Linked DNA regions of Homo sapiens: all the other regions are linked to region 2. The links are chromatin loops, found by intact Hi-C in ENCODE. Cell type or tissue: heart left ventricle. All regions are shown on one strand. Links, peaks and the distances in the headings refer to the core of each region. The heading gives the core; the rest is flanking DNA. Region 1 overlaps FHOD3 (formin homology 2 domain containing 3). Region 2 overlaps FHOD3 (formin homology 2 domain containing 3). Region 3 overlaps FHOD3 (formin homology 2 domain containing 3).

Region 1 (10,836 bases), core at 713-8,712, 69 kb after region 2:
GAAAATGCGTGGCAGGGCATCAGTGCCAGCCTACCTGGGCAGTAGCATGGAGGGTAAAGCGGAATGAGACTCGTCAGTCCATTTTACACATTTATGGATCTACTGATTACAGACATTCCCTCCTAAGCTCTTTCCAAACAAAGAAATATATCTAATATATTCACGCTATATAGTCAAAGAGTTCTTAATATATGTCTAAGAATAATGGCTATTCATATTCATCATATATTAATACATTCATTTGGAATATATATATATATATACTTTATAGTACACATTCCTAAAATGGCCCTGAGCAACTGAATGTTCCTTACATGCTACTGTTAGGACAGATGCAAGGCAATTACAATGTGGCAGAAATTTTCAAAAGCTGTAAACTTATGACACTACCAACATAGATGGCTACACACTTAATATTAAGCAAGCAAGGAAATCTGGACAAGTGATCACTGGGCAAAAAGGATGACAGCTCCACTGTATTGCAGCTCACTCCGGGACCCGGGTTTATTATGATGACACAGGAAGGGTTATATTATGAATAGGTTCAGTGTCCTTTAACAAACAAAAAGGCAATGTATAGTACCTGTCAGACTTACACCCAAATCAGATAAACTTCTTTAAATTTTTTCACATTTAAGGCATAATCTTTCATTTTCTTGAGAATTAATTTATGCATGTGGCTCATTCCCATCTCTGTAAAACAGAGGTTACCTACTTTATCTGTAATACATGTGAACAACTGAACAAAACAAAGACACACAGCAATGGCCACTGGAAAGGGACACGCAGGAAGCGAAGAGATGCAAAAGAACCTGGCATGCTTGTTATTTGCACTTGACTATCTGAAGTTGATAAAAGTCCATCAAATCTTGTCTTTTTATACGTTGTATAAGGTATATTTAGAATCCTCTCTTTGATATTTATACTTTGGGTGAGGGGAGAAGAAAATAAGAACTCAAGTCTTAGTCTAGAAGATCAGAATAACAAAGTATCTTCAATAGTTTGAAGGAGTCAGGGGGTGGAGGTGGGGAGGATTGGGGTAGGTAGCAAGAGTTAAGTGTGGAAGATTACCAGGAGTAACTTGGCTGGGACTAATGGGTAACAAAAAGGAGAAGAGAAGATAAATGTAACCGAAAGCCACCAAGCAGTTTTAAGTAGAGAAGTGGGATACAATCCAATGTACCTTTTAGAACAATCACTCTGGCTACATTCAATGTGGAGGTCATTTGGAGGGATTCAAGGTCCTTGATAAATATCTGTAAAGTGGACAGAAGGAGGCAGACCTGTTTAAGAAGAGGCTACATTGGCAGAGGGAGTGGGGATGGTTAATGGGTACAAAAAAAATAGAAAGAATGAGTAAGAGCTAGTATTTGATAGCACAACAAGGGGACTATAGTCAATAATAATTGTATATTTAAAAATAACTAGAAGAGTATGATTGGATTGTTTGTAACACAAAGAATAGATGGTTGAGGTGATAGATACCCCATTTACCATGATGTGATTATGCCTGTATCAAAATATCGCATGTATATCCCATAAATATATACCCCTACTGTGTACTCACAAAACTTAAAAATTATTTTAAAAGTGCTACATTCATCAAAAAAAGATGTGACAATGGCCTGGATTAAGGTATTTTGCCAACATCACAGGTGACAGAAAAGTAGCATTAAAAACCTTTAAATATCTCATTAACACCCAAGCATTACAACAACCAATTACTGCTCACCTTTCAGAACCCTCTGCTCAAATGACACCCCCACTACCATCATTCGCTGCCACCTGAACAGACCCTGCTATCTAAGTTGTCATGTTTTGTCTCCTGGGGCCTCCTGCCTCTCTTTCCAGAGCTCTGTTCTTTCAGTCTGTCAAAATCCTGCCCACCTGTTGAGAGGCATGGAGTGCACATGTTGGGCCAGGACATCTCTGCAGTCCTTTCAGCACTGCATGCCGTGGTTCTTCGTCTTCCCTGACCATCCCAGTCCAGAGACTCTGCCATCTTTGCTCCCTTACTTCCTGTGCCAAGAACCACACCCTGCCAAGTGAGCTCACTGTCTCTGTGTTGCCCACTTGTCATACATTTGTACCTTTAATTGGATTGTAGCATCTCAGGGCTATCAGGGATTTAAGACTTGTACTTTTATGTCTCCCATTAACACCTGGTACAGTACCTAGTCCTAGTACATTCCTTTTATTATTCCATGTATTTTTCCAGAGACTGGTGAGATGATAAATAGATATAGATAGATAGGTAGATAGGTAGGTAGGTAGGTAGGTAGGTAGGTAGGTAGGTAGGTAGGTAGGTAGGTAGGTGGGTGGGTGGGTGGGTGGATGGATGGATGGATGGATGGATGGATGGATGGATGGATGGGTGGGTGAGTGGATTTATATACACACACACATTTTGGCTATTTCCCTGTCACAGGAAAAGTCACTTGACTTCTTGGGTCTCAGTTATCTTCCCTTGAGCTTTAAGCCTAAGATTCAATGAAAAGTGATTAATATTCAATACCAAGCTAATCCCTAATATTTGTTTCATCAGATTATCCCCACTTTATAAACCATCATTGACTCTGTTTCCTGCCCCAGTCTAAATGCTTCCATCCAGCTTCAGGAACTGCACCATCCCAACCTCATCTCCCTCCTGCCCCAACTAAGGAGACAGGTCTGACCACCCTTGTGCACACCCCACAGGTCACCTCCTTCCTCACCTTCTCCTGGATGTCCCTGTCCTCCTCCTTATCTCTCCAAACTGGACACACCTTCAAGGACCTGCCATGAAATCCACCCTCACCAGATAACTCCTGCCCACATGGTCTTCCTCCTCTTGCAGGTCTCACAGCACACCAAGTTGTATCACCCCATTTATTTATGACACTGTATGGCAGTCTTACTGTGTGCAGGTCTTACTTCCTCAATTCATGGTTAGTACTTTTCTGACAAGATCTTCATCCTATGCTTCTTCCATATTCCAGCAGCTCCAAGAACATTCCTTGGTAAAGAAAGTGCTCAAAGAGTCCCTTGGCTTAACTGACCTTCATGCCCCCACACTGAATTGACTATACCCAGTTTGGATCTTTACACTTAAGAACAGTTGATGTGGGGAGGAAGAAAGGTCAAGAGATTGCTTTCCTTTGATGTATAATTCAATTTGCTTCCAGATTCCTAATTTTTCCCATGACTTGCTTTGAAGTAGCTAATCGACATGAAATTACTGCCTTTGATCGTGAGGATTCAGTGACTCATACTGGCTTAAGAGCTGACTTCAACATAATGAGCACTGAGTATCCTACGGCCCTTTCCTGACTATGGGGGGCCAAAAGACAGAGAACTTGCACCCACAGGTCTTAGGGTGATGGGATGCCTTCCCCGCCTCCCAGCTCACTCTTTCACTCTGCTGCCCTGCCTGCCCTCTGTGGGCATGAGGAGCTCGCCTGGTGCAGCCTAACAGGCCCCATCCCACAGTCCTGAACCCTGTAGCCAAGGGATGTAAGTTGGTAGAATAAAGAGATTCCTTCCTGCCTTCTGCTGGCATCACCTTCCATGCCCCTGGGAAAGATGGTCCTGCTTCTCAGGCCCTCTGACAGCCTGTGAGACGCTCCTTACAGCAGCACCCAGCGGAACAGGAGCTGTCGCAGCCAGCAAAACCATATGCCATGGGAGGCCAGGCACCACAACCAGGGCACTTCAGCATCCTTGGGACGCACTCAGCACTGTGCCTGTCAAAAAACAGGGCTCAGCAGAGGAGTAATAGGTTGATGGAATGAATGAGTAAACAAATGAACAAGCTTCATAAATTCAATATAATAATAATCACTATATTAGTGAAATGCTTTTAAAAATACATTTCTTGACCAATCTTTGGGTCATATTTTTCCTAAAATACCTAGTAATTGTACATTTTGTCAACATTTTTTACAGCTCATAGGTTTTAGATAACATTTTCTAGAGCATTAGTTTATATGTGTAGCTGTTCTTGATTACAAAAGCAATTCATTCGCACTGTGAAAAAATGCTGCAATTTACAAAAAAAAAGAATTACAATTATATATGTATGTATGCGTGTGTGTGTGTGTGTGTGTGTGTGTGTGTGTGTGTGTGTGTGTATGTTTCTATATATGAAGTAAAAGTCTCCTGTAATCCCACCTCTATAGATTTTGGTATACATTGCTCTATTTGTTAAATGAATAAATTAACATCATATATACATTTAAACTAAGCAGCATGAGTAACAGTTTCTGTACCTAATTATTTTAGGGAATGTTTCTCAGAAATTGCTTTATTGGTCTTGATTTTGATGGCAAGTCCTTCCCATTAGAATTCTCAATTTCTTTTGTGTTTATTGACCACCACACCCCACCTCCCACCCCGCACCCAACCCCTCCACGAGGAGATTCAGACTGCTTGAACTACCTATTTAAAAAGACAGCAGCCAGTGAGGAATGGCAGTCACAGCAAACAATAACCCTGGTGGAGATCTCCAAAGGAATCACAGGATGGCCAAAAATGCCAGCAGCCAAACTACAGGGTCCTTCAGGACACCATCTCTGCATGTAGGTTAGCCATTAGAGTGACACCAAGCTGCTAAGAGCTCCAAAGACAGGTGAGCACCCAAGTCCATCAAAACAAGGGGAAAAGCCACATCTGGGCTGACTGGGGAGATGAACCACCTGTGGGCTTCTGGGGTAGGCAGTAACACTGCCAGGAAATGCACAACCTTCCTCTCGTCCTGCAAGTCAGAACACTTTACAGATAAAACAAGCCAAGAAAGAAATAGTCCAAGCTCTTCTGTTCTCCAAGTAGAAGGCATTAAATTTTGCAGAGTGTGTGTGTGTGTGTGTGTGTGTGTGTGTGTGTGTGTGTGTGTGTGTATGTGTGTATTTTCAACCTCTTCAAAAGACCCTGAAAACTAGCTGAGCCCAAAACTAGCGAAAAGTCACCTGTACCCCAGGCAGCTTTGACTTCAGCTTAAAGGGAAACCGGCCAAACTTTCAAAAGTCCAGAGGGCTCATTCCAGCCAGAGGGCCCCAGGCCTCAGGAATTTACTCCCAGCCATGGCCAAGGGGCTTCTTGGCTCTGTGAACCGCTCCTGCCCCAGGAGCTCAGGCTGCATCAGTCTAACGCAAAGGTGATCTAAGAGGTGTGGTTGTTGAACCAACTGAGCCAGACCCTAGCCACCCATGTTTCTTCCGTGGGGTTTCCAAGGCTTGCCGCCACCCTACCTCACTCTGTATCCCACCACTCCTCAAATATGGACCTTTCCAGTTTCGGCCCTCCTGATCCCTCCTTTGATTCCAGGGACTGCCAGGCTCTAAGCCTCCAGCTGCAGGGAAACAGCTCTAGCCCTCAGTTTGCAGTTTGCCTCCAACTCTAAAAACTCAACATCACAACTGTTAGAGCATGGCCCAAACAGAAGCCAGATAGGACAAGAACCATCTTTAAAGTATTTGCCAAAATCTATAGATGTAGCATTGATGTCCAAATCCTTATTCTCTCCCTTCCATTCCATACTGCCACCATCATGCGCATATCCCTCCTGCAGGCACTGAACCAACTTATGGGACAAAAAGAAGAGAGCCATGTTCCTGTGCACGTGGTGGAGGAGTCAGTAAAATAAAAGGACAGGAAAATCTTTTGGAGTCTACTTGTCCCTGGTTTGTAACATCAACCCCAAATCAAGATACTTTAAGGATCTGAGTCCCTTCCAGGTCTTCTTACTGTTCTATGATGCATAAGTAGTAGAAGGAATGTTGTTTTCTAAATTCCAACTTAAACTGTTCAAGGTCAATGGAAGAAGAAAGTCAGGAGTAAAAGAATCAACTACTTAGAGAACCTGGATGTCACTGCCATATGAGCATATCCTACAGGAAGGGTGGGATGTGGGATCAGCAATGCTGGGATCAGATATGTTTCCCCAAACAGGTTCCAAGTATATTACTAATACCCAAGGATGCTTCCCAAAAAGTGTGTTCAGGAGTGAAAAGCCTCCTTTGCCAAGGCATTCTCAAAGCCAATGATATATTCCTATGGAAATGTTGCAGATTAAGCACAACTGGCACAGGGGACCTGAAGGCTTAGTAACATACTCTGAGAATGATGAAAGATGATGTGAAAATATCTTCCTTTCAGTTTCTTTTCTTACACTGAGTCAGTGTGGAAAAGCTGGTGTCTCCATATCTCATGTTTTGATGCAGTGAGGAAGTTATTGGAAGTTATTAATATTTTATAGAAAAATGCATTCTGAACATGTTCAGAAGTGATACTGAGGAATAAAAATTCCCCTCAACTTGAAATTGGGAATCAGGGCTCTAGCCCTAGCTGTGTGACTCACTAGCAGTTCTCAAACTTCAATGAGTTAACTCATCACCCAGGGATCAGGAATTGGGTGACAAATGTAGGTTCTGATTCAGCAGGTCTCAGGTGCTGCATTTCGTTTGTTTGTTTGAGATGGAGTCTCACTCTGTCACCCAGGCTGGAGTGCAGTGGCACAATCTTGGCTCACTGCAACCTCCACCTCCTGGGTTCAAGCAATTCTCCTGCCTTAGCCTCCTGAGCAGCTGGGATCACAGGCGTGTGCCACCATACTCAGCTAATTTTTGTATTTTTAGTAGAGACAGGGTTTCACCATGTTGGCCAGGCTGGTCTCGAACTCCTGACCTCAGGTGACTGCCAGCCTCGGCCTCCCAAAGTGCTGGGATTACGGACAGGTGGTGCATTTCTAACAAGCTCCCAGGAGAAGCTGGTGGTGCTGGCCCAAGGACCACACATGGAGTAGCCAAGATTAAAACATCTCATTTCATTTCACTGGGCTTGTGTTTTGCCTTCAAATGAAGGAGGCTAAGGATGGGCTTTGGTCATGTCAAAGGAGCTGTTGTAGAATCTTACCTGTTGTAAAATTCTACCTCTTTGGAGTGGATGCAAAGTGCTCACAACAATCACATGCAGACAGCACAGTGGTTCAAATTCCAGCTCTTTATGCCCCTTCAATGTTCACAGCAGTGTTATAATAGCCAAAAAGTGGAAACAACCCAAATGTCCATCAACTGATGAATGGATAGATGCAATGTGGCATATACATGCACTGGAAAATTACACAGCAGTAGAAAAAAAGAAGTATTGATACATGTTACAACATGGATGAAGCTGAAAAAACACTATGTTAAGTGGAAGAAGCCGGTCCCAAAAGACCACATATTATATGATTCTGTATATATGAATTGTCCAGCACAGGCAAAAGCACAGAGACAGAAGTAGATCAGTGGCTACCTAGGGCTGGGGAGGAAAAGATGGGGATGAGGAGTGACTGCTAGTGGGTATAAGGTTTTTATTTGGGGTGATGAAAATGTTCTGGAATTAGATACTGGCAATGGCTGCAAAATTTGGTGAATCTACTAAAAACCACTGAATTGCACACTTTAAAAGGGAGAATTTTATGGTATGTAAATTATATCTCAATAAGCTGTTTAAAAATTCTAGCTCCTTCACATGTTAAATATTTGATCTTAGACAAATTGGTTTTTTCTCATCCATAAAACAGGGATGACACAGGAGTATTCTACAAGGGACTATTGTGAGAGAGAGGTTGCCATTACCCTAACAGGCTTCCTCACACAAAGCCTTCAGAAGTATTCATCGAAAACACCACCAGATGCTAATTCATACTCGAAAGTTTATAAAAGCTGCATCTTAATAGAAATCATGTAGGCCAAGTAACTTATATATTTAAGATTACAGCAAAGTATGCACTATGGAGAAGTGGAATTTGCAATTAATATTCTTTTCAGTTTTGGTTAGAGACTTCCATTTTTTCAAGCAACATCATTATCTGAGTTTGAGGATTTTATCCTCTCAGCCAGTATTTGCTGACTTTAACCCTGGGAACTAAAATGGTTGGAAATAACAATTGGTTCTCCATCTGGATTGGATTCTTTCACAGGTATTTTGTCATTGCCCACAAACACTATGAAAATCATTACTCATATCATCTCGTTTATGTGAAACGTCCCCGGGATAGAAACAAAATTGTGCCCTGGAAGCTGCTTCCCTGAAACAAAAAACCTTTCCGCGTGCTGCAAAGAAAGTATCACTTATTCTGTGGATAGACAGACAAGCATTTGTGTGAGTAGCAGAAAACCAACTACCTTTAAACAGGGTCATTTTCCCACAGGGAAGTTCTCTTTTACTGTCTTTGCCCTGGTGATTCTAATTTCCTACACCAAAACCTCAAGAAGAACTTTCCGAAGTCAGCACTCTGGACAAAAGGAGTCTTTGCTTGGAGAAGTGCTGAATAGACCATTGTTCTGATCCTAATTGCCTGGACTTCTCTTTGTTCTAAGTGAGCCCAGTACTCAGGAGAAGTCCAGGGGCCACCAGGGCAGGGCAGTCGATCGACAACCACTTGCTGTGGACACAGGGTGACCAAGGAAAACAAAGGGGTGATATCCACGCATAACAATTTTGAAGCCTTCTGGGAGGAGGTGTAGCCTCAGGAAACCTTGAGAAAGCAGACAGTAAAGCAGGATGCAAGCTGGCTCGGGTCAGGCAGGACCCAGAGCTGGGGTGTGGGGCCTCAGGGAGAGACTGCACCTCAGAGAGGTGGCAGCATGGTGTTCACCAGCTCAGGACACTCCTATCAGCATTCACATGGCACGGGCTCATGCTCCTCTGCTTTGTGGGCTGGGCAGAGTACCAGGAGGAGCATCCTCATCTTCCCAAATGCACGCCCTCTCCAAAGCGCATACCCGCTGCCTTTTGTTTTAGGGCACAGCTGCATTTGCATCATTAACTCTGGGACACTGCGATCCCTGAGCCATGTGGGAGTAATTGTGGGCGTTCAAAGCCAGGAATGAAAGCCCTGAGGTCTCTGCTCTAGAGGAGTAAAGCAGGCCACCCACACAGGTGCCATCATGTCCCAGTTCAGCTGGGAGCAAAGACCCCACGGAAGGCACCATCAGTCCAGGGGCGAAGCTGCGGGTTACTTACCATTAACTCACCATTGCTGCCACCTGCCAGGCTCCCTGTCTGTTATTTCATTTCCAATTCCATTGCCTCAACCTTTTTATCCCTTATTGCCAGTGAGGACTTCAATATCCCAGCGCGGAGCGGGAATCTGAGCTGAGCCTGAACTAAATTTGTCTGCTTTTTGCCCCCCAGAGGCAGAGTGGCTACTATCATTTTGCTCACCAGGGAACAAACAAAGCCAATGATTGGATCCAGTATCTGTAAAGACTATCAAGCTCCATACCAGCTAAAACTCTATTAGAACGATACAATTACACACATATTGTATAATTATACAACCATATAGGTTTTAGTGAGCACAAGGACGTGAGAAAGTCCTATTAGGGAGAACTCTGGTGTATCCTATTCCACTCCCTCCCCCAGTTCCATGCCAAATCTTGGCTTCAGAAACATCTCAACAAAGCTCTCCTGTCACTACAAGACAACCGTCATAGACGTGAACGGTAAAATCCTTTGCCTCTGAGCTAATCCAGTTCCTTCACATTACATCTGGGGAAACTGAGGCCAGGGAGACTATAGGACACTCATTCATGTCACTAATATTTATTGAGCATCTTCTGTGTGATAGGCATCTATTCAGCATTGGGCAGACAATGGTGAGCAAAACCGGATGGGGGTCTGCTCAGTACAGAAGAGAAACCCCCCGGAGGCCTCCAGACTTCACAAGGGTATGCTAACTGCCACGTTCCTAGGACCTGCTCCAGAGGACAAGGCAGCCCAGGCATGGCCCCTGCCTGCCTCGGGCACCCCGCTCTCCTACCATCTGGAATTCCTGCCAGCTCTCTGCTACAGAATTTCCCCATGAACCAATTTCCTAAACTTCTAGGTCAGCCTCTTGATGAAGAACAGGAACCGGTTTTCCAAAGACTCCTTCCCACACATATGCATTCCATAATTACATAGATCAGGACACAAGGGGAACTATGCATGAACGTGGCTTGATTTGTGGAAATAATAATGCTTATCCTGGCTTAGCCACAGAGGACTGGAGCTTCCCCCGCAGACCCCGCCGCCACCCCCTTAACCCTCCAACAACTTTCCTAGGGCTTGCTAGCGCCCACAACTCCGGAACAACTTTGAACGCCCTTAAATCCTGGTCAGAGCACCAGCTGGTTTCACATTGAGATCCAACCAAAGGTGATGAGGCCTCACAACCCCCTGCCGAGCCTGACATGCCTGCCAAGTTATTTTTGTGCCAGCATCAGCTGCCTCTTGGTCGAGTGATAGCTGATGTCAAAGGGTTTGATTTCTGAGAGCTTATGAAGCAGTTGGGTTTTCATGTCCTAAACATGCCACTTTGGAACTCCCACTACCAAAGGATAATATGGTGAATACCTTGAAGAGAGCCCAGCCAGCCTGCTGTACATGGGATCAGGGGAGCAACAAATGCTCTGCAGCCCCCACCCCACCTCCCAGTTGGAGCACCGGGCAGGACAACTGTCTACACTGCAGTGGGCAGCTCGGCGATAAAAGCTACAAACTTGGCCTAGGATCTCTGAGTGTGGTTTACACGTGCCCCTTAATTTGTACCCAAATCCACCATAGGGGATATGTCTCCTTAAGTTTCATAAAGAAGGAGTAAACAGTAATCATCTGGCCCTGAGAGGGTCAATATTTGCTTATTGTGTATAGCTCTATACCTGGTGATAGGATGGGGGCTGGGGTTTAGGATGAAGAGGGTATATGTAAAACAGAAAATTACACCCCTGTTCTCAACAGGCATCACAGTGGTCACAGTTCTAAGGGGAAAGACCCCCAAGTATGGCAAGGGAAACTTCCTAATCAAGACTTGTATTACTCAGTTTCCTTCCT
Region 2 (10,333 bases), core at 1,516-9,515:
AAACCTTCTAGAAAAAAAAATGGGAGTAAATCTTTGTGACCTTAAGTTAGATAAAGATTTCTTAGATCTGGCCATGGCCAGGCGTGATGGTTCATGCCTGTAATCCCAGCATTTTGAGAGGCTGAGGCAGGCGGATCATGAGGTCAGGAGATCGAGACCATCCTGGCTAACACCATGAAACCCCATCTCTACTAAAAATACAAAAAAAAAAAAAAAAATTAGCCAGGCATGGTGGAGGGCGCCTGTAGTCCCAGCTCCTTGGGAGGCTGAGGCAGGAGAATGGCATGAACCTGGGAGGCAGAGGTTGCAGTGAGCCGAGATCACACCACTGCACTCCAGCCTGGGTAACAGAGCGAGACTCCATCTCAAAAAAAAAAAAAAAAAAAAAAAGATTTCTTAGATCTGACACTAAATGTATGGTCCATAAAAGAAAAAAAATTATAAACTGAATTTCTTCAAAATTAAGAATGTGTGCTCTTTGAAACTAAGAGAATGAAACCCTGCTAAGAGAATGAAAAAATAAGCTACAGACTGGGGGAAATATTTGCAATCACATATCTGATAAAAGGCTTATATCTAGAACATTTAAGAACTCAAAACTCAGTAATAGAGAAATATTAAAAAACAATAATATCAAATAAGAAACAGAAAGCCCAATTAAAAATTGGCAAAAAGAGTTGAACAAACAATTCACCCAAAGATGATGGATGGATAGCAAATAAGCACATAAAAAAGATGTTCAACATCATTAGTCATTAGGCAAATGCCAATTAAAACCCCAGTGAGGTACCACTACTTACCTAGTAGAATGGCTAAAATTAAACAGACTAACCACACCAAGTGTTGGAAAGAATGTAGATGAACTAGACTCTCATACAACACTAGTGTGGATATGAAATAGTACAACTCCTTTGGAAGTTGTTTGGAAGTATTTTTTAAAGCTAAACAGATACCTACCTTATGATTCAACAATTTCATTTTAGGTATTTACCACAGAGAAATAAAAACATCTCCATACAAACACTTGTACGCTGATGTTCACAAAGGCTTTATTTTGAATAGTCTAAAACTGGAAACACCCAAATGTCCACCAAAACATGTATGGATAAAGAAACTCTGGTATATCCAGATGATGGAAAGCTACCCAGCAATGAAAAGGAATGAACTATGAAGACCATGCGACGTGTGAAAGAAGTATGCTGAGTGAAAGAAGCCAGACAATAAAAGGACATGTACTGTATGATCCAATTCATACACAATTGTAGAAAATACAATCTAATGCATAGTGACAGAAGGTAGATCAGTGGTTGCCTGGGGAAGGGATGGGTGGCATTGGGATAAAAGAGAATCCCAAGTCGTTGAAGCAGACTTTCTGGAGTACTGGATGCAGCCACTATCTTGGTTGTGATGATGGCGGCAACTGTGTACACGTATGTCCAAACATATCAAGATTTTATGCCTTAAGTATGTACAGATTATTATTGTCAATTATACCTCAAAGGCACATTCACCCACAGATCAGAAGCATCTGTTTTAAAATCAACGGCTGAACCTAACAAAAGAGAAAAATAAGTCCCCTACAAAACTAACAGGAAATATCACCATAACAAATTGATAAATTGCTGACTCTATCTTTGCACTCCCAGAGCTAAACACGGTGCCTGGCAAGTTGTTGATTATCAACTGATTTTTGCTGAGTGAGTGAATGTACAGAATTTTTTTTTTGTTTTTGAGACATTGTCTCACTCTCTCACCCAGGCTGGAGTGCAGTGGCACGATCTCGGCTCACTGCAACCTCCGCCTCCTGGGTTCAAGCGATTCTCCTGCCTCAGCCTCCCAAGTAACTGAGATAACAGGCATGCACCATCACGACCAACTAATTTTTGTATTTTTAGTAGAGACAGGGTTTCACCATGTTGGCCAGGCTGGTCTCTAACTCCTGACCTCAGGTAATCCGCTTCTTTGGCCTCCCAAAGTGTTAGGATTACAAGCGTGAGCCACTGTGCCAGGCCCAAAATTGTTTTGTGTTAAACATTAATCAAACCCAATCTTACTCCTCTGCTTTAATCCTGTTTTCTTTCCAGGCTTAGCTCAAAACAACCAACCTCACGAAGCAGCTGGCTACCCAGGCGCCTCACAGTGGCAGCGGACAAGGTGGCTGTGGGGTGTGAAGAACACAGGCTGCCTCCAACGATCTGCGGGTGAGCAGCTCCCACAGACACTGCGACGTTCCTTCCCGAATTTCTCTAAGGTTTCCTCCCTCCCGTGTTCTGTTCCCTTTTGTCTTATTGTATTCTGAAGGAACATAAATGCTTATGTTCCTTGTCCTTGGTTTTAAAATGAGATGGTTACAGCTGGGCACGGTGGCTCATGCCTATAATCTTAGCTTTGGGAGGCCAAGGCAGGCAGATCACCTGAGGTCCGGAGTTCAAGACCAGCCTGGCCAACATGGTGAAACCCCTTCTCTACTAAAAATATAAAATGAGATGGTTTAACCTGTGACAAATCTACCTCACAGAAAAACAAGAATTTTTTTGGTTTTACTTTTCAAAAAAGAGGAAAAATAAAACCCTTTTCTGCCTTTGGTGGCTCTCCTGTGAGTCTCGGCTGTGGTGATGTGCAACCATGGCCTTGGAGAGAGATGGGAAGGAGAAACTTTCCACTCAAGTCAGTGCCTCGAACCTGGGAATGCGCACCTAGGAACAGGCCGGCCTGGTGCTGCCAGGAGCTTGGCCTCTCCTCACCCACACTCTCATATGTCCTTCGTCCCCACAAGGATGCCACTCAGGAGCACAGAGCCCAGCTCCAACCTGCCCCTGAAGGCGGCAGGACACAGGGCCAGGATGCAGGACCTTCCCAGGGGGCAGCTTAGGGCAGATGGAGCCAACTCCACCCTCAGCGGGGTCAGCGCTGTGAGGCAGTGTGAATTGATGCTCTAGTCTGAAGCCAAATGTCATGGGCACATTGACTTTCAAGCCCTTAGATCTCACTACTTGCTTCGAGGTTCTATGCTGATTACCCCATAAATGGAAAAAGAATGGATGATTTGAGGGAGTCAACATAGGAGACCGTAAAGAAGCGTGAAGTGAGTGCTCTGTGTTACCATGAAATTCCTGCTAAACTCCACACGCTGCCTACGCTGTGTCCCCTCACAGCTCTGGTAACATCACTCCAAATGCATGATGTGCAGTGGGAATGCCAGAACGTGAACCAAAACACCCATCCATCTGAGTGCACTTGAGATCCCAGAGTGCAAGTAAAAACATTTGCCTCATCTTGCGACAGACAAACCTGAACTCTCATTAATTACCATTCCAGCCTGACACCCTCCCTTCCTGGTGCTGGATACGGAACAAGGGGAACTTCCTAGAGTCGCTCACTAACACCACTGTCTCTGAAGAAAACAAAAGATTAACACCTGAAAAATTAATATGCCGCTAAGATAGCCATTTTCTGTTGATTACACTAAAGCTTAAACTAACTAAATACTGCAAACATACATAAAGTCACTTTAAGGTGGCCCAGGTCAACCTTTTAAATGAAATATCAAAACTCTAAAGTACACATGTAAGGAACTGCGACAAAAAAAAGGAACTATGAGTCAAAACACAGATGTGGAATAAAAAAGGCCAAGGTGCCATTAAGTACCTTAGCAGTTAGTACATACCAGGGGTGGTAAACAGTCCCTATTTGTAGTAGCACTGAAAACAGAGGGTTGCCAGAAACATCTCAAGATGAACTGCGGTGGAATGTAACACCAGCCAGAGCCAATGCAGGCTGACAGGGATTTCTTCTTCCCATACACCTATGAAAAAGGGGTTCCCTTAAAGCACCAGCACTTACTTCTCCATGAGGAAAAGCCTGCCTTGGCACACCCACAGATTCGAGAAGGATTTCATACTGGTTGTTTTCCAAACGGCAAGCCGTACATTACATGTGGAGGGTTCTCTCTAGGAAAGAAGTTTCCAAGGTAACTCCTTACAAACTGCTAGCTCTGTTAGCTGCATTTCTGATAGTTGTGGGGGTATAAGCCAACTTTTTAAAAAGAATTTTTATATCAAAGTAGATTTTCTTTAAAGACCAAGAGATACGTAAGGTTTTTACTCATTTCCACATATCAAAAAGCAACAATTCAACAGTTCATTTCAATTCCTACTTAATGGAAATCAACCATCAGTATCGTTCAAATGTCTACTTTCCACTTATGTTCTGCTAAATTGAGCTGAGCTTCTCGCAACAGTGTTTTCACAGACAGAGATAAAGCATAATCCATGCTGAGGAAAATGCACTTTCCCTGCATACAACACACACACAGATATTTAGAAATTCTAGAACTTAAAAAGTTTCATGATAATCATCCCTCAGCTGATAACACTGACATGTTATCAACAGTGTTCCTGACGATTCAGAAACTGCTTCGAATGCCTTAATCCATTGCTTTTTACATTTTGGATGCAGATTTACCTCCAGCTGGCTCCATTCTTTGGGTGAAACATTACGTCTTCAAAGAGGTCTTCCTCGTCCACCCTGTATAAATAGTGTCTGCCCACCTTATACATGCCACCCTCTAGAAGCCTCACACCTGCTTTACTTTTCTTCACAGCAGTTATCACCAGCTGTCATTATTACATATATCCTTTATTGTTCCTTGTCTATCATCTTGGCCAGAATGGAAAGTTCCATGAGGCAGAGCCATGTGTGTCTTGTTCACCACTGTATGCCCAGTCCTGGCACACGGGGCACAAAATGAATTTTTGTTGACTTAAATCAAAGGTGAGGAGACAGGGAGAGAGGGGGAGAGATAAAGAAGGAGAGGGAGGGAGGGTGAGCATGGATAAATTTTAAATTCTGAAGTTTACACTACCAATCTACAAGAAGTTAATCTACAAGCATTGCCTCATTGACTCTTCATGGCCAACACCAGGTAGTCAGTATTACCCTAGTTTTAGAGATGTAAAAACTAGTGGCAAAATATTTAATTTTCCCAGGATTTTAATGTAAGAAATACCAACTTCTGAAGTTAGGTTGTTTGTCTAATTTTTGAAAAGTTAATACCATCTGTAAAATTTCTCTGTTCAAAGCTTTTTATATTGCTGGAAAAGTACCCATTGCTCTGTTCAAAGAAACACCTGGGAAGATGTTAAGAGAGGAGGAGGAGATGTCCCTGAGCAGTCCCACCAGAAAGGGGAGGGCGGCATCTGGCAGCCAAGCCCCAGCTTGTCCACACACACTCACCTGGTTTGTATGTTTTCCTCCAAAGCACACCGACTGCTCCGCATGCCAGGGTGGTTCTCCTTAATGCTTTCAGCCTGTGGCGACCTCTCCACCTCAACAAAACTTTGGCAAGTCCAGAGGCAGTGAGGGAGCCGACTGCCGTGACGGGAGTCTGCAGCCACCCAGCCCAGTGACTCACGTGCCCAGGCACCTCACACTGTGAGCTCCCTGGAGACGCAGCCTGATTCAGTAGGCCCGGAGAATGCCTGGGCTTTGGCCCCAACTAATAAAGCATTTACCCACAGACCAGAGGCAATTAGACAGGTAACAAACAAGAAGTAAAAAGGAAAGTCAACACAGAACAAGCAAACAGCATGTGCTCTTCACCCTTGACCACTCTGAGTGGTCCAAGTGTGGCCCTGCATGAGACACATGTTCAGGGAGATCGGGTGGGGAGGTGGCACCAGCTCCCGGCACTAACTCTGCAGAGAGCATCTCTCCTGCCAGGCAGTCTGCCCAGAAGCCCTGCCTTCGTTTCTAACCCGCAGCTGCTCTAATATTCAATGATGATACTGCCGAGAAACACATACACTCAGCCACCTCTCCAGGGAGCACTCCAAGAAGCTCTCACTCATGTGACATATTTAACGAACACATACCTTGTGCCAGAAGCCTATATAAGATGTTAAAACCATCTTACATGTTTTGTTTGGAGATTTAACTTGCTACAGCTACATTCAATCTCTACTGTCTGCCCCACTCCAAGGACAATTAATCTGGGTGTTCAGATACGAAGTTCCTAGCTTCTACCGCAGAAATAACTGAAAGAGATTAGAAATATGATCTTTTTTCCATAAACATTTTTATTTTAAGAAGTAGAACTGTTTTTGAAACACTCAGCACCAGCACTGGCACTGGCAGTAGTACCAAATGCTGATTTGAAGAGTAAAGAGAACAAGTTTTAGGGAAAACAGTACTTTGTCCCATTTTGGAGCTCAACTGGGCCTCAGTGTGAGGCCAGTACGCGGGGCTTGCTCCTCTACCTCACATCCCCAGTGGGTGACAGGGATCCTGGGTCTGCAGGACCTCAGGCCAGCTGAGTTTAAAAGGTTTTTTAGCATCAGGAAACTTCAAGAATGTTCTATTTTGTTCATCGTAGGTGGACTGATTAGGGTTTCTTCTTGGCTGTTCCTCCTGACTGTCCAGCACTGTCTTTTCTGGACAAAAGAAGGGGACATATATGACAGCGTATGGTCCAACCAGGCCATCAAGGAAAACACCATGCAATTAAATTTCTTGACCAAAAATTTCTCTGCTAGTGGATCTCTCTGAAAGGGGAATGTATTAGTCAAGATTTTCCTGAGAAATAGAACCCATAGGAAATGTATGCATATATACATAAAATATATACTTACATATTTATATAAAGTATATTGACATACATATAATATGTATATATACACACTATATATAGATTTAAGAAACTGGCTTACACAATTATAAAGGCTGGCAAGTCTAAGATCTGCAGGGTAGGCTGGCAGGCTGAAGATCCAGGAAAGAACTGATACCACATTTGGAGTTGAAGACTGTCAGGCTGGACGCTCAGGAAGGACCCATTGTTGCAGTCTTAGCACCGTCTTTTGCAAAATTCCTTCTGACTGATTGGATGTGGTTCACCCACATAATGGAAGGCAACCTGCTTTCCTTACATTTACTAACTTAAATGTAATCTCATCCAAAAACACCCCCACAGAAATATTTGGAATAATGTTTGACCACATATTTAGGGACATTGGTCCAGCTGAGTTGATACATAAAAATGACCCTCACAGGGAGCTAATGCACCCCACTTTCCCTTCGTCATTTTTTTTTGTGCTTCCAAATATATTAGGTGTTTTTTAAATAACATTTCTCTTAGCAAATACAGGTGTCCCAGCAAGTCAGACACTGTAAACCATCTTTGGCAATTTGCAAATTCATCCCCTTTAAAAGGAAATCATATGAATCTCAAGTTTAAGAATTTGTTGTTTAAATATGCCATTTTTTTCAAACTTTTGAAAACAGAAAAGTGTTTTAAGATAGTAACTGTTTTCCAACATAGTTCCTTTTCAGCAAGTTGATTTTGGGAAACAATAAAAAGATAATTCAGAGAATACCCTATATATTTAGCAAGCAAAAGCTATTTAAATGCTGGAGCCAAGAAACCTAATACAGAATACTCAATGAAATTGAGTGGCCTTTCCTTTAATTTTTTGTTTTGACTTGTAGAAAATATTAGTATTAAAAGGCCATCTACTGTTTTTATTAGAATTTTACTCAAATTAATGGTAATTTTTTAAATCCCTAAAAATAAAGATAAATTGAAGGGATTTGAGTTCATAACAGAGATAAAGGCATCTACCCCCACCCCTGACATCCATGAGATGAAAAACACATTAACCGTGGACATCATGATGGGTGATGCTTCCTGTATGGGATCTAGCTCTGATCCATTTAATTTGCCCAAAACATCTGCCTTCATAAAAAGACAAAGATGGTACTCACTCTCCAAAGAGCTGTAAGGAACACATTAAAGTCATCTACATTATACATAGCTATATCCATGGTAGGTTGGCCTTTTAATTCCATTGTTATAAACCGGGATCCAAATTCCCATTTGTAAAACAGCTTTGATGTGGGGCTGGTGAAGACTGGACTGGCAAGGGTGAATATTTCCTGGGAGCCTTAGATGCTGGCACAAATCTACCTCTCCCTGGGGCTAGTATACCAGCAAAGAGTACTTTAAAAGCATAAAGCATTGTTATCTGAAGATCTGAGTACTTAGAAGAAAGGGCATTACCTTCTCAGAATTCTCAAGGGGGATAAGCTGGAGATTTAGTTCAGTTCCATTCTGAGGTTCATTCCAATTCTGCCCCATAGAGAAGCATGTTAAATGCCAATTTTTAAAAGGTTGAACTTTTAAAAGGTTATAGGAAATCATGGACCCAGAACCTCAACTGCATGACAACCTCCCTGTTATCCTAACGTCCTGGGCTCATTCTGCATTTTACTGACTACTCACTTTCCACTTTATTTGGAAGGAGTAAACACATACATTTATATCTTGTTCTAGATTTTTGATTGCTAAAATTGAAAGCAAAAAAATAAATGTATAGCATCATTTCTTTTTCATTTTTTGTAGAGATAAGGTCTTGCTCGGTTGCCCAGGCTGGAGCAGTGACAGGATTGTGCTCAAGGGATCCTGGTGCCTCAGCCTCCTGAGTAAGCTGGGACCACATTTTGTTTTATTTTTTGTAGAGACAGGGTCTCATTTTGTTACCCAAGCTTGTCTCAAACTCTTAGCCCCAAGAAATCCTCCCATCTTGGCCTCTGAAAGTGCTGGGATTACAGGCATGAGGCACCACGCCCTGCCAACACTTTTTTTCTTTTTTCTTTCTTTTTTTTTTTTTTTTTTTTTTTGAGACAGAGTCTCGCTCTGTCGCTAGGCTGGAGTGCAGTGGTGCGATCTTGGCTCACTGCAACCTCCACCTCCCGGGTTCAAGTGATTCTCCTTCCTCAGCCTCCAGAGTAGCTGGGATTACAGGCACATGCCACCAGGCCTGGCTAATTTTTGTATATTTAGTAGAGATGGGATTTAGCCATGTTGGCCAGGCTGGTCTCTAACTCCTGATCTCAGGTGATACGCCTGCCTCGGCCTCCTAAAGTGCTGGGATTACAGGCATGAGCCACCACGCCCAGCCCAACATTTCTTTTAATAATCTCCTTTTGAGGCTATGCTAACAGGAAAAGAAACAAAACAGAACCAAACACATTTACTGTTGTTGCGGGTACACCAATATGGAGAAGAGGATTAGGGGAAGTCAAGACTAATGTAAGTATGAATGGGATTAGGTGTGCCCTGCCCCACAACATAGGCCCTGGAAGCAGAGATGCCAGATGGATTAACTACAGGCCCAGGAATTGGTATAAGGGACTTCCACCTTCTTCCTTGAATCACACTTTCCAGTCAATCACCCTTCCTTTTCACACTTTGTACAACTCTCCCTTCTCCCCCTATACTCTTCTATCTCACCCTCTCCCAATTCCCACTTAAATCACTGGGTGCCATTGAGTTAAGTAGAACCTGGTCAGGAAGAAGCAGACCTGGATATAGCAGCACTGTCACATATATCACTGCAAATGCATTAATTTAAACAAAAGTCCCCTAGGAGTGCTAAGTGGCATTTGGCACCATGAGCATTCTTTTCCCCAACTGCACCTCCAAACTGTCTACGAAAGCCCTAGCTCCAGCTTAAGCAAGCCCACCTTCTAGACACAAGGATGTCTGACACGGAAACACAACGTCTTTGTTCATGGAGGCATTTACTCTACTAACTTCCAGTCACCACAGTTCTGAGAGTCATTCCAAAAAGAAATGTTGAAGGAATTACATTTGGCTGCTCTGTGTGCTGACAAATATAAATAAGGTAAATAATTAGACATCACTGCTTTGACACGTGACATTACCACCATAATTGGAACCTGGCTGAATTGGGCATTCTTGAGATGCAGAATTTTCCCCTCTTAAAGGCCCTACAAACCTGTCTAATATCTCATGTCACCTCCACCCCACGCCTGCATTTCTTATGTGTGTCATCGAGGAATCTGCTTTGATCTCTGGAAAATATGCTTGTTGGAACAACATGATGAAAGGGATCATGATTTAAATACAGGCGACATGAAGCCAGAGGCAGCAGAGAGCCCACTTAATTCTTCAGGGCCTCTCTTTGTTGAGTCCAAGGCTTCAAGGGATGTGCAGTGTGTTTCCTCAAGCTACTCCCCTATTGCCACATCGGAACCAGGCCTCTTCCAGGACTTGCCTGTTCTGAATCATCACTGCTGTCCATTCTTGGGGACTTTAATGAGCACATCATCCTCCAATCCTGTACTTCCTACTCTAGAAATCATACTCATAATGGGTTCAAAAATAGTCTCAGAAAACATTGCTTTGGTTTTAATTTTCTCAAAATGGTGATAAACAGCCCCAAACAGGGTTTTGTCACCTCTGATTCGCCCACCTGCTGCTGAATTTCTTTCATCACAACTTGGCCAAGAGCCTGGGTCTGCCATTGAAAGGTGC
Region 3 (10,836 bases), core at 1,809-9,808, 59 kb after region 2:
CCAGGCTCATGGAGGGCACAACTCTTTACAACCCCTTCCGCAAACACATGCAGCCCCAGGCCTGGGATTTGGCATTTTCTGCCATGAATCATCGCTTATCTGTCCATGCACACTTCTGTGATCTCCCCACACCAGGGCCAGCTCTCATCCACAGTGGTTTCCCTCCAGCCCCTGGCAGTGTCTGGCTGGGGTAGGTGCCTGGTGTTCATGCTGATGGGCAAGTGTATGTGTTCTAAGGCGTGAGTTAACCCGGGATTCCATAGATGAGCTTCAGACACATCTGTATCTACTCTGAGTTCCTAAAGGGAAGGGTACAAGTAATTTTTAGGACACTGGATGTTCCAGATGCTTCTTTGTTACCTTCAGCAGGCAATCCTAACTCCTCCTGTCTTTCCTTCTTTCAAACAATCACTGACCATTCATTCTGCAACAAGGGCTATGCCAAATGGGAGAGTAAAATGATGCATGGGGCAGAGCACTAGTTTTCAGGAAGCTTACAGTTGGCGGAGATGATGATTTGTCAACAAAGAGGACAGCCCAGTATTGCAGGAGCTGAAACCCAGAAAGGTGTCAAATGAAGGAGCCCTCCCCACTTATTGCAGGAGGCAAATGGCCTTCAAAGAGCTATTCACCAAGAGGCTGCAAAAGACTTTAAGTCATAAAATTATGTATGTGGTTGCTTGCCTGTCATTACCATCTGCTGAGCCCCACCCAGTTCCACACCCATTTGGTCTGGTTACCTTGGGACCCACTGGCCCCATCCTCATCTTTACTGAGGAGGAAAGCCCAAGCAAAGCCATTTATACCTCTATTCTGAATTAGTTCATAGGACACTATTTTTCCCTCTGAATTGGAGGGAATGAGTCAGCTTTGGGGCCCCAGCAAAGTCCACGTCCATTTGCTCCCATCTTTGCATTTCCAAAATTGTCCCTTTGTGGAAGCAAAATGGCCCAAGTCAGCTGATGAAGGCCACTTAATAGATCAAAATGCTGTTTCAAACCTGCCATTTTCCCTCCCAGAATCAAAGAATGGTAGAGAGTAAAGGGTCCTCAGAGACCTCCCTCTGCGGAGAGGTTGAACTGCTCACCCAAGCCATGGAAGATCTGTGTACAGGTGCCCGGAGGAGGCAGCACCGTGATGCTGTTCCTCTAAAAAGGCTGCTGACCTAGGTAAGCAGATGAGTGGCATCTCAAACGCAGTACAACTGCCCCGAGGCAGCCAGCAGTGTGAAAAACAGGTGACCAGGGACTTACTTCTGGCCTCTCTCTTCAGTCTCTATCTCAGGGCTGTCTCTCTGGGCCCTGAAAATAGCTTGGCCAACCGCCCTCCTCCCTTCTCCCTCTCTTTCTTTCTACGTTCTCTTTTCCCATAATTAGGGATCTGGAGAACCTTAAGGTATTTTCTTTAGTGATGGACTTTCATAATTCTTTTTCTTAATTTCCAAATTAAGTTGAAATATTTGAATTACATATTTTCTCAAGACTCACGTATTCCTTTTTCTAGTTCTATTTTTAACATTATTTATTTTTTGAGACAGGGTCTCACTCTGTCACCCAGGCTGGAGTGTGGGAGTATGAACATGGCTCACTGCAGCCTCCACCTCCCAGGCTCAAGTGACCCTCCCACCTTAGCGTCCCAAGTAGCTGGGACCACAGGTGTCTACCACCATGCCTGGCTAATTTTTAAATTTTTTGTAGAGACAGGATATCGTTACGTTGCCAGGCTGCTCTCAAACCACTTGGCTTGTGTTGTGATTACAGGAGTGAGCCACTGCACCCATCCTGGTTCTCTTTTAAAAACAACGAAGAACACGCACCCGAGTTGGTTTTGCTTGTGAACAGGGCATCCCTCTCCTGAGATGGCCATGGCACAATGGCTGTCACTGCCCTGCAGCTGGCCCTACTCACCCCCCTACTGGCAGGGCACAAAAAGAAAGGAGGCTTCCTAAACAAACAAACAAACCCATTCTCTCTCACTCTTCTGGAAGCATCCAGGGCTCCTGGTAGCATCCACAGGAAACCATCCCTTCCAGTTGGGTGTGAGGTCCACCTCTCTGGGGAGAACATTTAGGAGACAAAAACCACCCTAGCTCAAGGGCTGGAAACCACAACCACATACCACCCAGCCAGCCCCACACAGCAAAAACTACTTAGCCCTCTTATGGAGGCACCCACTGCAGCCAGGACTGACCTAGTGTTGGCCTCTGCTAAGCACCCCATTCTCCAGTCTCAGCTCAAAGAACCTGCCACCCTCGGCTCCTGAACCTGTCTCCCACCTGCTCTTGGGGGCCATTTTCTCTACTTCATCTATGGCACCAGCTGTCAAAGTCCTCATCCTGACACTGTACCTGTGCCTGCTTTGCACTTTGATTTCAGGCACCACTGTGCCATGGCCTTGGACAATACCACCATCCAGACTCCTAAATCCATATTTGCATTTCAGAGGAAATTCCTCTCTGCACCTAAGTTTTCTGATCAGTAAAACAGGATTTAAAATACACATTCCAACATCCTGAAGCCATGTGATGATGAACATGATCATGTTGGAAACACACCTGGCACAAGCTAGATACTCAGTAAAGACTACTTTTCTTTCTCTCTCCAGCCCCTAAGGCCTCAATGACATTTCTAAAAAATACCTAATGTCCTCCATACAGTGAATAGTCCAGTCCTTTCCTGGGCACTGCACTCAGGGCTATAAGATGCCTCCTGTCATCTGTCAGGTCTTCCTAACCAGGTGGTGAGACGGTCCCCTGAGCTCAGACAGGCCCCAGCTGGGCCCTGGGGGTCTCTCTCCAAAGCACAATCACTCCCCCAAAGAGATTGCCTCTTCCTTCCCGGGGTCAATGCCAGTTGATAGGGAAGATGTTCACCCTCTCTGCCCTAAACACTTTGAGAAAAAAGAAATGAGTATCTACTCCTTGGAGAGAAGTTAAGGATCATTAGCTGGGGTCAAAAGGGAACAACCCAGCATCAATCATGTCACTGTGCAGAGATGATAAAACTCAGCAGTTCACCTGCCCCAACCCATGGGGCCAGGGTTCTTCCTTTAAGTATTCTTCAAGATGGAAACAGCCACAAATCTATGGCAAGTATCACATAAAGCAAAGAAAATTGCATCAGAAAAAAGAATGGATATTTAAAACAACTGTTTTGATGGGAGTTTATTCAGTAATGAATGGGGAACAGAAGAACAACAGTAAAATAATATATACTGGCATTTTTACAAGTTCAGTACAGCTTAAATACTGGTTTTGTCTCATAACAAATTCACACCTAGCCTAAGGTTTGTACACATTAAACGGACAAGCTGTGTGTGGATCCTCCGTGGCCTCCTGACACTTTCCTCTGTATTTATTTCCAGGCTGTGTGTCCTCTGGTAAGGAGGGCTAAGCCAAGAGTGCCATGCAGTTCCAGCAAGTTGTCTCAGTGAAAACAAAAAAATGCAAAATACCAAACATAAGGTCTCTTCCCCTTTGTTGTGACAGCTGGGTGAGTCCAACACATTTGAGAACCTCACTAAGAAACAATGTGGATATAGCTTCAAAGTTCTGCCAGACTTCAATTGCAGAAAAGAGAAAGAGAACCTGGGGTTAGAACCTCAGCTAAATAAATATTTCTGAGCCTAATACCTAATCAGAGTATATTTCCTGATGAAACTGACCATTTCCCTCTGTCATCTCCCATGGAATAACACAGTTACAGAAGGGTCCATACAGAGAAGTGGGCAGGATGCAGTGGGAGGACAACCAGCAACAGGCTCAGGGGCCCAGCAGGGTGACCACAGCTCAGGCACTTACTGCCTGTGTGCTTTTAGGCAAGAACTTTAATATCTCTTGGCTACGTTTTGCATGTTACAATGTTAGAATGGCTAACCATAAAAAGAATGGTCATATAAGCTTATGGAGAACCTGGAACAACTGGAACCTGACGCTCTGCTGGTGGGATGTGAGATGCTGCAACCTCTCTAGAAAGCAGTTTGATAGTTGCTTATCAACTGAAATATACACCTACTGTTCAACCCAGCAATTCTATTTCTAGGACTTTCCCCAAGGAAAATGAAAATTTACACACATAAAAACATTTCACCAAGGTTCATAGAAGCTTTACTCAGAATGATTTTTAAAAACACCCTACTGGAAACAACTCAACTGTCCATCAGTTGGCAAACAGATAAACTGTGGTACATTATACAAGGGTGCACTAATCAGCAATATAGACTACTGACGCATGCAGCCTAGATGAATTCTAACAATATTATGCTAAATGAAATAAGCCAGACACAAAATACCAGATACTGTATGATTCCATTCACATAAAGTTTCAGAAAAGACAAATCTGATCTATAGTGACAAAGCAGACCAGTGCTTGCCTGGATTGGGAATAGCGGAGATTGATAGGGAAAATACATGAAGGAAACTATGGGAAAATATTTTTTGTCTTGTTTGAGATATAGTTGTCAAAAGGTGAACTGGATTTAAAATGTGTGCATTTTATTGCATGTGAATTACTCGTCAATAAGGTTGATAAAGAAAAGGAAGGTTGATTCTAGAGGATCTACAATTCAGTTTTAGTTCTAACTCTTAAATATTGACCTTAAATAACTTGTTTCCTTTCTAGATAATACCATCCATAAGATGTTATATAAACTTAGATCACTATAAAACATCCTTTGGGCTGGGGGCAGTGGCACACACCTTTAGTCCCAGCTACTCAGGAGGTTGAGTTGGGAGAATGGCTTGAGCCCAGGAGATTGAGGCTGCAGTAAGCTATAATCGTGCTACTGCACTCCAGGCTGGGAGACAGAGCAAGACCCTGTTTCAAGAAACAAAAACAAGAACATCCTATGAATATAAAGCAACACAAAAATCATTACTGACCATGAATGCATTGAGATAGAGTACAGATAATGTGAGCTGGTGACACAGAAACTGAACACCAAGTGTAGCCCCCATATGTTGTGACTGGGAGAGGAGAAGCCAGTTGGGGCCAAAGTGGTGGATGTAGACAGAACCATCCAGGAGAGAGCCAGTGTTGCACTCGGCAGCCATTTAGTGGCCAATGGGAAAATGGAGGAAGTTCTGTTGTGTTCACTACCAGCTGCTAAGTATACAAAGATGAGCAAAAAATGTGGTGGTGTTGAGGAACTTAGAGTCTAACAGGAAAGACAGAGTCCCAGGTAGATATGTGCAGCCTAATGCAGGAAGTGATGGAACAGAGGAGGGCCCTAGTCATTTGGGTAAACTCTGGGGAAATGAGTCAGTAATTCACGTGAATAAAGGCAGGTGCAGTTTTCCAGGCTGAGGGAACACATACAGTAGACACCAAAGAGTGAGACAGCCTGGCATTGCTGGGAACCTTTGTGGTCCTATGATGGGCAGCACCATTTCTTTCCTCTGCAAGAGACACAGGCTGACTTCTGGAATAGTTAATAATCACCCTCATGGTAGGTTGGCTGAGCAATGCTTTCCTGATGTTTCCTCAACCAACACGATGTTGTCCATTATGTATCATGCTCTGTGCTAGGTTTCAGGTTCACCTAGCATGTGGTGTCTTGACATGATAATGCCACTTGTCACTAAAAGGAAGAACACCAAGGGCGCTCTTCTCACAAGCTCCACTGGTACTTCATTGGGGTCTACTTGTCTCATCTGAGTCAGTTCACAGAGAAAACTGCTGGGGCAGCCCCTGGACTTTCACAGAATGGTGGGGAGCAGGGACTGGGAGCTGCTAAGAGAAACCACCACAGGCCCTATGGGTGGGCGCATGCTCACAGGCTTGCTGGCACACCATGCTCACTCTCCCTCCCTCCCTTTCTGAGTGGCTTCATCAATTCACACTGAGGTCTAAGCCAAGGGAGCCTTTGCAAGAAAGACTCGCAACCACAGGCCACTGACAGGAGAAGACAAGGAAAAGAGCATACCATTCTAACACCATGATCACCATGGATCCCAGCAGGCTCATCGCTGGTGGAACTATTTCAGGCAGAGAATGTGAACCAACCTCTGACTGGTACATGATAAGAGCCAGGACATATGGGTGGGGAAAGGGGAACTTAAGATACATTCACAAGAGATGAAGTTCTTGTTGGCTGTGAAGACCTACCACCCATCCACCCCCAAATGCTCAAGTGGCAGCCCCCACACCCCAACTCCTTCCCAGATCATTGTAGAGCAGATAGAAGCACGTGATCACCGGGAATGAAGTTGGCTCGACCACACCCTCTGTGTGGGCCACAATCTTGGTGGCAATTCAGCTGCAGAACCCTGAGGGTGGGGGGCACAGTAACAGACCAGGAACAGGAAGCCAGCCGGGACAGTGCCTTCACTGCCCCAGTGAGTTCTCCCTTAGGCTTCCCCTTCCTCCACACACACCAGAGCCACAGGCATGGAAAATGTCCTCAGTAATCTTTGTGGTCCGACAGCAGGGCCCCAGCCTTCACCACACCCCCTGGGGGGCTGGAGCTTTTCCTGTGTCTACATATGGCCTCAGGAAGAGACATGCACACCCGTCATTATACCATACTTAGAGGCTCCCTCAAACATCGACTGCAGAGAAAGGTGCCATTAGGACTAAACCAAGCACCCAAACTGTTGCTTTGCAAGGAAGCAGAGTTTTGTTTTTTCCTAGTCTGAAAATTATGAGGAGGCCTGTTTTTATATTCTCATTGAGACTTAAGGCTACTAGATTTTTAGTATTATTTCACCAGTTAATACCATATTTAGAGAATATTTAAGCAAAGTCAGCCTAAGTCAGAGAAGCACCTTTAGCATCTCCATGAACCAAAAAGGAATTTCAAGAGCAGCTCCTCCCTGGCCAGTCTGGTATGTGGCATGGGAGAGACATAGGAGTCCACGCACATCCTACCTTCAATTGCAAAGCAGGTCATCGGAGGTTCAGGCTACACATTTTCTGAGACATATATTAAAAGAACTAGACAATTGAACAGAAAAAGATGTCAAGAAGTCAACAAAAGGGAAGCAACAAGTGGCACAGGTTGCCTATATGAAGGAGCCCTCACAGCTAAGAATTATCCACAGCTGGGACTGTCACATAGGATTTTTAAATAGTCTAGCAGAAATACAATAGTTGATGTATGTGATATCTTTAATCGTCTCACACTTGAATGTGCACAGCAATCACCTGGGGAACTTGACAAGAACAGATTTAGCTTCAGCAGATCTGGGGTAGGGCCTGGGATTCCGCATTTCTACCAGACTCACAGTTGGTGTCCCCACAGCTGGTGAATGGTCCTGGGAGGATGCTCAGAGAACCACTGACCTCGGGGCATGTAGTTAACACCTGCAGTGCTTGAAGAGGTGGCCAGTTTGAATGTGAAGGAGTCCATGCCAGGAGTGGCTATTACATGTGCTTCTAATCCTGCTATCGACATCTGCTCCAGAGGGCTCATTAACCAGCATCAGAGATGACAAAATGCTTCTCCGATGGCGAAATGTATGACATTCAAGATATGTCATTGGCCAGAAAGGTTGCAGAGGCACATACATCCACCCTTTAATGACAATCTCTGTACCAGTTCTTCATATGAAAAATGGGTTAATATAAAACCTACCCTGTTCATGTGAAAATACTTGGTAATGTGTTTTACTAGCATTAATTATGGTTTTGTTCACCTTGGAATAAAACATAAAGAGCCAGTGGAGTGCAGACTCCTCTGACATATACACGTTCTTCAATACTCAGTAGATGGATAAAGTAATAGACAGCAATACACAAAAAGATACTGGGCTAGCAAGAGTAAAGAGTGGGTGGGATCTTAGTACCACTTCTTCTCCTTTCCCTCCTTGGTTCCAGGACAGTGGTTGGCTGTGCTGAGTGGAGCATCTGGCTGAGCCCGACTGTGCCTGGGAGCTTTGCCGTCCATCTGTCAGTGCCAACCAACACTGCTCCTGCCTCTCCATCAGCCACACTTTTCTGCTGGCTTAGTCCTGGGCTCAGGACATACCATAAGACCTGGGTCACTTCCAGATTAAGTTACAAAGTAGAATCTTTGTGACTGGCCTTCAAACACCAGAGGTCAAACCATCTGGCAAAATTCCCCAAAATCCCAAATTCTTCCAATCCTCCCACTCACAAAGCAGTCTTCCTGGCTGCTCCAGAGCCAGGATGGGGAGCCTTGGAGCTGCATTTGAAGTGAAGTTCCATCTCTCTTCCCACTATTCTGAGCCCACACAGGCATGGGTCTGGCTGGCTCAGAAAAGATTTCATCATGGCCCTTGGCTATCATTTTTAACTGCAGTTGAGTCATGCATTGTAAACCTGGCAGGTAGTCTACAATGTTCTCGTTCTCTCTCTCTCTCTCTCTCTCTCTCTCTCTCTCTCTGTGTGTGTGTGAGTGTGTGTGTGTGTGTGTGTGTGTTTGTTCACCGGATGATCTCGGAATAGACTCAATTCCATTCAAGTCAAACAAACATTTATTGGACTCCATGAAGTGTGAAAGAAAGATAAAAGACTTGCTCTCAGGGAGTTTGCAAACTAGTGTGAAAGCAATTACACAAAGTATAAGACAGGACAAACCAAAAAGTCCTGGTGACTCTGCTTTGGAGACCCACAGCAGAGGAACCACGGGGTCTGCATCAGTTGCTCAGGGTAGAACCCTGTCGCCAGCCTTCTTGCCTCTCCCTACTATACTCCCAGTCTCATCTGGCAAGGAATCCCACATCCAACCCTTTCTTACTACTGCCCTGGTACACTTCTGGCCTAAGCAATCATGCCTTGCGGGGCGGGGGGGTCACGCAGTGGTCACCCTGCTTCTCCCCTTGTCCTCATATAACCCTGATCCTCCAGATCCTTCTGGGTGAGACTTCCCTGGCTATCTAAAATCTCAGACGTGCACCCAAATATACTCTTCTTTCAGAAGCACGTGTCTGTTTTTCTCTCATAGCACTTATCATTATCACACTATGTATTTTACTGATTTACCTTATGTGCTGTCTCCCCCACTGAAATGTAGGCTCCATAAAAACAGGGATTTGTGTCTGCTTTACACACTGCTGTATCCCCAAGACCTTAAACAGTGACTGACACATAATAGGTAGGGTGAATGAAAGAACCAGTACCCTCCCCCTCCTTCCCTCTTCCTCTTATCTTATGAATAGGGTATTTGAAGTCTGTTTCCACCACCTTCTTTTTTTTATAATTTGAGAGCTTGAAATAATTTTCAGGATCTTTAAGACATAAGGTGTCAGACATACATACCTTCTGCCTAATTCCTTAAAACTCTAACCCATAACAAGCTCCCTTTACATCACTGTTCGGAGTTGAGGAAACATGAATTAATTTGTTCTCACTTTCAACTAGATTAACAGCAGAAGTCACAGTTTCAGAAAGACTGCCTCTGATTCAATAGTGCAAAGACTTTTTTTTTTAAATGGGTAGGAGGCAAAGGAATGTCTTTTAAAATGTCAGCCATGAGAGAAAAATACCTTTGTCTTTGACAGTTTATACAAAAATTGTGTTTAGCCTGCTTCCAACATTAATTCCCATGGTAATAAAAGTCAAATTTTTGTCATTTGTATTTTGTTTATTTCAAGGTGAGACACTATCTCAAAATACCAAGAGAGAAAAATGTCTGCGTGGTATCTGTCCATGGTACCAACGGAACCCAAATGTCCCCGTTTTCAGAACCATGTAAGAAAGCTCTGTTGCAACCAACTTGGGTGGGGAGGGGGTGAAAAGAGAAAGTGGGAAGAAGGGAGGGTGGTGACTGCTATCCTGAAAAAAAAAAAAAAGTTGTCTGCCTTTTCCCCAGCCCCCACTTTACAGCAACTTAAGGAAATTTTGCAATCCCACTAGAAGGACCATATGGTAATACTCCCTTTCTTTTCATTGTCTTCTCCCAAACCCTGCAGTCTTAGGGAGAGTTTTGGCTCACTTGAAGAGCTTGGTCCAAAAGGAGGCCTTTCAAGAGTAGATTATAGCCGCCTGCAGAAATTCCTGAGGCAATTTACTAAGAAAAGAGATGCAAAGAACAAACACAGAAAGCAACAATGACTCCACCGCTCCCCTCCTTCCTTCAGTCCTGTTGCTTTTCTCCTTCAGTGAAAGAGAAAAGCTGAGGGAAATTAAGGTTTATTTCCAACACCAGCTGGAGAATGCCTTATAAGCTTTTTAAAAAATGAGTTATGCTCTTTAAACGCAAAAAAAAAAAAAAAAAAAAAACCACCTCCCAATATGCCCAGCCTGGCCTACAGCACTGCATAAAAAAACTGTGGTTGGAAATGGCCTGAGTTTCCAGAGAACATGAATGCTTTCCTAATGCCATGAAGAAGGAAGTGCTCAAGGCAAGGGAAAAACTGCTGGAATCCCCATTTGGAGACAAAAGCAAGAAGAATGTGGAGGCAACTCATGATGTGGTGATGAACCTTAATTGAGATCATTACTGAAGCCTGCCAATGAACATGCAATACAAATCATTTACTAATATGGAGGTTGGTCTATTCTACTGCACCAGGCTGCTACAAAGAACAAATTAAGGACGAAATGCTATTTACCTGCTACAATTAGTTTTGTACATAATATCTTAGTGACAACAGTGGGCAATATGACTAAAGTTACTCTCCTACGTTTCTAGAGCCTTACAGAAACTGCAAACCTCCAGAACAAAGCTTAAAAAACTGTAAATGGAAAAGGCCTTTGAATAACTAAAATATTTGTCAATGTCAATAATGCCCTTGAAGGTGTAGGCAAGAGCCTCGTGCTGCATGTTCCTAGGTCAGAAGGACTGAAATTGAGTTCACTTTCCCTCTTCTGGGTAGACATTTCAGCTAACCCCAATTTCCCGCTAGCGAAACTTTAGATGGATATTGGACAATGA

What was found. Peaks named below come from ENCODE experiments on the same cell type or tissue, not always from the same donor. Only the 100,000 strongest peaks of a DNase experiment are listed, where the experiment ranks them.
Region 1: it touches region 2 in a loop (2.1-fold over the local background); 8 of 110 quality-filtered maps call a loop at or near these places.
Region 3: a loop joins it to region 2, with 1.9 times the contacts of the local background. A loop is called at or near these places in 9 of 110 quality-filtered maps.

The regions. Positions count from the first base shown.
Region 1 is chr18:36,469,025-36,479,860 of GRCh38, reverse strand. The region is part of intron 3 of FHOD3 (formin homology 2 domain containing 3); the gene reads right to left. Among named protein-coding and RNA genes, the nearest start is that of FHOD3, 180 kb to the right of the region's middle. RefSeq lists enhancers at 6,162-6,211, 8,638-9,194. In heart left ventricle, for the core only: no CTCF peak of the experiment used is centred there; no DNase peak of the experiment used is centred there; H3K27ac peaks cover 1,728 bases.
Region 2 is chr18:36,539,590-36,549,922 of GRCh38, reverse strand. The region is part of intron 5 of FHOD3 (formin homology 2 domain containing 3); the gene reads right to left. Among named protein-coding and RNA genes, the nearest start is that of FHOD3, 250 kb to the right of the region's middle. In heart left ventricle, for the core only: no CTCF peak of the experiment used is centred there; a DNase peak (open chromatin) is centred at 5,392; H3K27ac peaks cover 2,763 bases.
Region 3 is chr18:36,480,366-36,491,201 of GRCh38, reverse strand. All of the region lies in intron 3 of FHOD3 (formin homology 2 domain containing 3), which reads right to left. Among named protein-coding and RNA genes, the nearest start is that of FHOD3, 190 kb to the right of the region's middle. In heart left ventricle, for the core only: no CTCF peak of the experiment used is centred there; no DNase peak of the experiment used is centred there; H3K27ac peaks cover 2,191 bases.